Regions from separate parts of the Homo sapiens genome. Here region 1 is linked to region 2. A link is an interaction called in ENCODE POLR2A ChIA-PET data of the cell type or tissue named here. Cell type or tissue: OCI-LY7. All regions are shown on one strand. Links, peaks and the distances in the headings refer to the core of each region. The heading gives the core; the rest is flanking DNA.

What was found. Peaks named below come from ENCODE experiments on the same cell type or tissue, not always from the same donor. Only the 100,000 strongest peaks of a DNase experiment are listed, where the experiment ranks them.
Region 1: POLR2A ChIA-PET joins it to region 2 with 22 read pairs; 2 of 35 experiments call an interaction of 5 or more read pairs at or near these places.

The regions. Positions count from the first base shown.
Region 1 is chr11:33,524,702-33,527,611 of GRCh38, reverse strand. All of the region lies in intron 1 of KIAA1549L (KIAA1549 like), which reads right to left. Among named protein-coding and RNA genes, the nearest start is that of KIAA1549L, 150 kb to the right of the region's middle. RefSeq lists an enhancer at 1,372-1,451. In OCI-LY7, for the core only: CTCF peaks have their summits at 1,293 and 1,494; a DNase peak (open chromatin) is centred at 1,521.
Region 2 is chr11:33,471,974-33,474,883 of GRCh38, reverse strand. The region is part of intron 1 of KIAA1549L (KIAA1549 like); the gene reads right to left. Among named protein-coding and RNA genes, the nearest start is that of KIAA1549L, 97 kb to the right of the region's middle. In OCI-LY7, for the core only: no CTCF peak of the experiment used is centred there; DNase peaks (open chromatin) are centred at 143 and 1,413; H3K4me3 peaks cover 1,785 bases; H3K27ac peaks cover 1,839 bases.

The sequences.
Region 1 (2,910 bases), core at 302-2,801, 53 kb before region 2:
AAGCTTTTTAGTTTACTTAGGTCCTATCTATTTATCTTTGTTTTTGTTGCATTTGCTTTGGGGTTCTTGCCATAAACTCTTTGCCTAAGTCAATGTCTAGAAGAGTTTTTCCAATGTTATCTTTTATAATTTTTATGATTTCAGGTCTTAAAGTCCTTGATCCATCTTGAGTTGATTTTTGTATAGGTGAGATATGAGGATCCAGTTTCACTCCTCTACATGTGGCTAGCCAATTATCCCAGCACCATTTGTTGAATAAGGTATCCTTTCCCCATTTTACATTGTTTGTTTGTTTTGTTGAAGATCAGTTGGCTATACGTATTTGGCTTTATTTCTGGGTTCTCTATTCTGCTCCATTTTCCTCAATTATTCTCTCAAATAAGTTTTCCAAACTTTTTGATTTCTCTTCTTTCTTGGGAACACGAATTATTTTTGTGTTTGGGTCATTTGCACATAATCCCAAATTTCTTGGAGGCTTTGTTCATTTTTTCAATTCCATTTTCTTTGTCTTTGTTGGATTAGGTTAATTCAAAAGCCTTGTCTTCATCCTCTGAAGTTCTTTCTTCTACTTGCTTGATTCTATTGTTGAAACTTTCCAGTGTATTTTGCATTTCTGTAAGTATGTCTTTCATTTCCAAAAGTTATGATTGTCTTTTCTTTATAATATCTATTTCTCTGGAGACTTTTTCATCCATATCCTCTATTATTTTTTAAATTTCTTTAAGTTGGTTTTCACTTTTCTCTGGTACCTCCTTGAGTAGCTTAATAATCAACTTTCTGACTTCTTTATGTGGCAATTCAGAGATTTCTTATTGGTTTGGATCCATTGCTGGAGAGCTAATGTGGTCTTTTAGGGTGTTATAGAACCTTGTCATATTACCAGAATTACTTTTATAGTTCCTTCTTATTTGGGTAGACAGTTTCAGTGGAAAAATCTGGAACTCAAGGGCTCTCGTCCCATGGGGTGATTCCTTGATGTAGTGCTCTCCCCATTCCCCTAGGGATGGAGCTTCCTGAGAGACAGACTGCAGTGATTGTTATTGCCCTTCTGGGTCTAGCCACCCAGCGGGGCTACCAGACTCCAGGCTGGTGCTGGGGAATGTCTGCAAAGAGTCCTGTGATGTGATCCGTCTTCAGGTCTCCCAGCTATGGATACCAGTACCTGCTCTGGTAAAGGTGGCAGGGGAGTGAAGTGGACTCTGTGGGAGTCCTTGGTTGTAGTTTCATTTAGTGTGCTGGTTTCCTCAAATGCTGGTTATGCTAGCAGTGAAGTTGTCACATGGACAGACTCAGGACTTCTGGTTACCCAGGATGTTGCAGGCGGTAGAATTAGCTGTTGTTTTCTCCTTCTTTGGAGCAGGGTTGTTCTGTTATGAGTTGCTGTAATGGCTTGAATTGGTTGGCCTCCAGACAGGAGGTGGCACTTTTCAAGAGAGCATAAGCTGCAGTAGTAGAAGGGGGATATAAGCTTGCCCTATGTTGGCCAAGTTAAGTACTTACTTGGGTTTCTCAGGCAATAGGTGGGGCCATAGAGCTACCAAGACCTTATGTCTTCGGCTACCAGGGTGGGTAGAGAAAAACCATCAGGTGGGGCTGGGGTAGGCGGGTCTGAACTCAGACTCTCTTTGGGCAGGGCTTGCTGCAGCAACTGTGGGGAATGTGGGGGAGGCAGCGGTGCGGGTGGTTCTCAGGCCAATAGAGTTATGTTCCCAGGAGAATTATGGCTGCCTCTGCTGTGTCATACAGGTTTCCAGGGAAGAGGGGGAAGCCAGCAGTGACAGGCCTCACCCAGCTCCCACACAGCCAGCAAAGCCAGTCTCATTCCCACCATGCCTCACCAACAGCACCAAGTATACATCCAGGCAGCTGGTGAGCAGAGCTGAAATCTTGCCCCAGACAACAAGCCTCTCCACCAAGAAAGCAAGTGGGGCTGTCAGGCTTTACCTCTCCCTGCCTGCCTGCAGCTTTGGCTGTGACTTCTGCACTCATATATGCACTTCCAATTTGTCCCCACCCCCCGACCCCGACCAGATTCTACTCAGGAAAATTTATGCTTAGGTCGAAATTATTACAAAGTTCAGCCAGAAGCTTCCATCACCTGTGGCTCCTCTCTAATTCTGCTGGCTGCCTTCCCCAAGGACTCCTGTGAGATAAGGCCAGGAATGCTTTCCCTGGGCTCAAGCTAGGGACTAGGAAGACCCTATAGGGTTCTTCCTGCTGCTGCTTCTATTTTTATACTTCTCTCAGCTCCTTAAAACCGTTTCAGTTCTAGATAAGGTTAAATCCTTCTCCCATGATCTGTATTTTCAGGTTCTCCAGTGGGGATGTGTGTCAGAGACCAACTTTTCCCCCTCTCACACTCTGGGAGCTCACAGTTTTTGGGCTGTCTTACAGAGTCTGCAGTGGCAAGCCACTTCTTTCAAAGACTCTATGAATTATTTCGGTTTTCCTGGTATGTTCCTGTAGTGGTTCTTGGAGCTCAAGTTCATGGTTTGAGTCCCCACACACTGTTCTGTCCATCCACGTGGGAGGTGCATGTTAGTCCTGTCTCCTATCTGCCATTTTCCTCTTCACCCCTATAAAAATCTGGTCAACTTTTTCTGTCTTCTCTGGAAGTTGTTCATATTTCTTATGATAAATCCCTTTTCTCTAACTAATTCTCCAATGAGTACCTAGGCAATCCATCTGGCTTTAGTGGCATTAATAAGACGGACTATGCTTCTGCATTAGATTTTTCCCCTAAAGTCTCCAGTCTGCTTATTTTTACAAGCAAGTATGAGGTTTTGAAAATGACTTATTCATCATGGTCACAAAATGAGCACTTTCCCATTAAGATTTATCACAAATCTAACTCTAACTGAAATGCTGGGAGGAAAAAGTAGAGACATACACATGCAGATACATAAATAT
Region 2 (2,910 bases), core at 118-2,617:
TCCTCCACCATTCCTCACGCTGGAGTGTTTATGAAGATGACAGGCCCTCGCCTGGAAAAAGCAGAACCAAAATAAACTGAGCAGCAATTAGGCTGCAGCCATTTCGTTTGGCAGGTGTTTATTGGGTACCTACTGGGTGCCAGTTTCTATGCAGTACTCTTTGCTGATGCCATTTCATTTAATCCTCCAACCCACTTCCCAAAGTGGCTATTATCATTATCTCTCTTTTACAAATGAGGAAGTTAGGAGCCCAAGGGGCAGTTAAAGGGCTTCCCCAAGGCATAGCATTAGTGCCAGGATAGAGAGTTGAACCCAGGCTTGAGTCTAAAGTGGGTGCTCTTTCTCTCAGTCTCTTAGAATCGCATATTGTCAGGCATTGTCACACATGTGATTCTAAGACAGCGAGAGAAAGAGCTCTGTGGAACTTAAAGATGAATTGGCCTTGCATCCCTGCCCTCAAGTTGCTCACAGAAGAGCAACGAGCAAGGGAAAGGTTATATAACTAAAGTGTACGACTGAATGTGATCAATGCTGCATAATGAAAGATATGAGCTCTGGAATCACGGAGGTGGGGCAAAGTAAGTCCAATTCAGGGCAAATTTAAGGCTTCACAAGCCAGATGACATCTGATATAGTTTGGGTGTTTGTCCCCTGTAAATCTCATGTTGAAATGTAATTTTCGATGTTGGAGGTGGGGCCTGGTGGGAGGTGTTTTGGTCATGGCAGAGGATCACTCATGAATGGCTTGGTGCCCTCCATATGGTAATGAGTGAATTCTAGCTCTGAGTGCAGGAGACAGCTGGTTGTTTAAAGAGCCTGCCACCTTCTCCCTCTCTCTCTTGCTCCTACTCTTTCCATGTGAGATGCTGGTGCACTTTCCCTTCCTCCATGATAGAAGGCTTCTTGAGGCCCTCACCAGAAGCAGATGCTGGAGCCATGCTTGTACAGCCCGCAGAACCAAGAGCCAATCAAACCTCTTTTCCTTATAAATTATTCCACCTCAGGTATCCCTTTATAGTAACACAAAAACAGATTTTTTTTAATCTGTTTTTAAAATACAGCATCTTAGGACTTCCCAGAAGGGAGTAGGATTTGACCAGTGGAGAAGATAGGAAAGGTTATTCTAGATAAAGGATATAAAATTAGCCAAGAGGGGAGAATGAGGAAAATGGTCAGGGAATGGGGACTAATCTAATATGACTCGAAGGGAACGTGCATATGAGACCAAATGGTGGAGAGCCTTTGAATGCCATGCTCGGAAGCGGAGAACACAGTCTTTAGGCAAAGGACACTATAGTAGGCTGCTTGGCAAAGGAATGAGATTATAAGACAGGGCCTTTGAGAAGGTAACTATAATTAGGCCACTTTAAACTGCTGATAGTTCCTCTCACCAATGAGCCTTCACGCGTGTCTTTCTCTCTTCCTCCTTTCAATGTCCTGACAACTCCTATGCAACCTCTAAGACTTGTCTTGGACATCACCTCCTCCAGGAAGTATCCCCTGTTCGCCCAAGATTGGGTCAGATGCCCCTCCTAGGTGCTTCTTCAGCACCTGGGTTTGACCCTACAGTACTTAATACTCTACATTAAAATTTCCACTTGCCTCCTCCTTTCCCACTAGACGGAAGCTCTTTGAAGGTAGGGACTATGGTTATTCATCTTTAATTTCCCCAAATCCCTGATTTTGGGGGTACCCTAATAGCCATTCAATAACTATTTGATGGATTAACATGAACAAGCATCAGAAAAGCCCCAAACAGACACTACAGCCACAGCCATCCAAGTCTGAAGTACAGACACAATTTGATTTATTTGTTCTTTCACTCTTCCAACAAATGTTTCTTGTGACCCTATTTGAGACCCTGCACTGGGCTCTGGGTTTGGTCACTACAGGGTGGCTGCCTTCAAAGCAGCCCCTACTCATGTTCCTGGTCACACATTGGAAGCTGGAGCACCAAGTCCAGAGAAAGCCCTGTTTCTCAAACTGGAAACAGCCTGGAGGTAAGTAGAAGCATGGTAGGAAATGAGGGAAGCTGCAGCAACTAGTAAGGTGAATCTCTCCAAAGTACTGATTTTACTTATTAGATTTTGCAGCATGAGAAACATGGATATAATACGGACTGTGGTGCAGAATGTGCACAATTTTAAGATAAAAAATGAGACCTGAAAGAAATTTTTGACATGCAGTCAGCAACTATTTCAGGCTATACCTACTGACTTCTCCAGTCTGAGATCCTTCTCTGTTCTTGGGCTCCTGAACAGAGACAGGAGCCTCTGTAACAGAAAGTCCTGGCTGTCTTCCCAAATGACTTTCTCGCTTAGTATTAGAACACTCCAATATTAGCTAGGTATGTGGCCCCTGGAATTATAGTTCCTGGTCTCCCTTGTACAGCCATATGGCTAGGTTTTGTTCAATTAATGTAGGCAGGAGGTTACTCCCAGGAAGTGTCCTTAAAAGGAAGAGGGCCAGACTCAGTGGCTCACACATGTTATCCTAGTGTTTTGGGAGGCCGAAATGGGAGGATCTCTTGAGGCCAGGAGTTTGAGACCAACCTGGGCAACATAATGAGACCCTGTTTCTACAACCAAAAAAAAAAAAAAAAAAAAAAGCCAGGCATGAGGCATGTGCCTGTAGTCCTAGCTACTTGGAAGGCTGAGGCAGGAGGATGGCTTGAGCCCAGGAGTTCACTGCACTGTACTCAAGTCTAGGTAACGCAGCAAGGTCCTGAAGAAAGAAAAGAAAAGAAGGAGAAAGAAAGAGAGAGAAAGGAAAAAAAGGAAAGGAAGGAAGAAAGAGGCACCAACAGGAATGTGGAGATGATGCATAAAGTTTAAGAAGCCACTTTGGCTCATTCTGAGGCAACACTCAGAACAACAGAGCAACAGGATAAAAGGAGTCTGCATCTCCGGT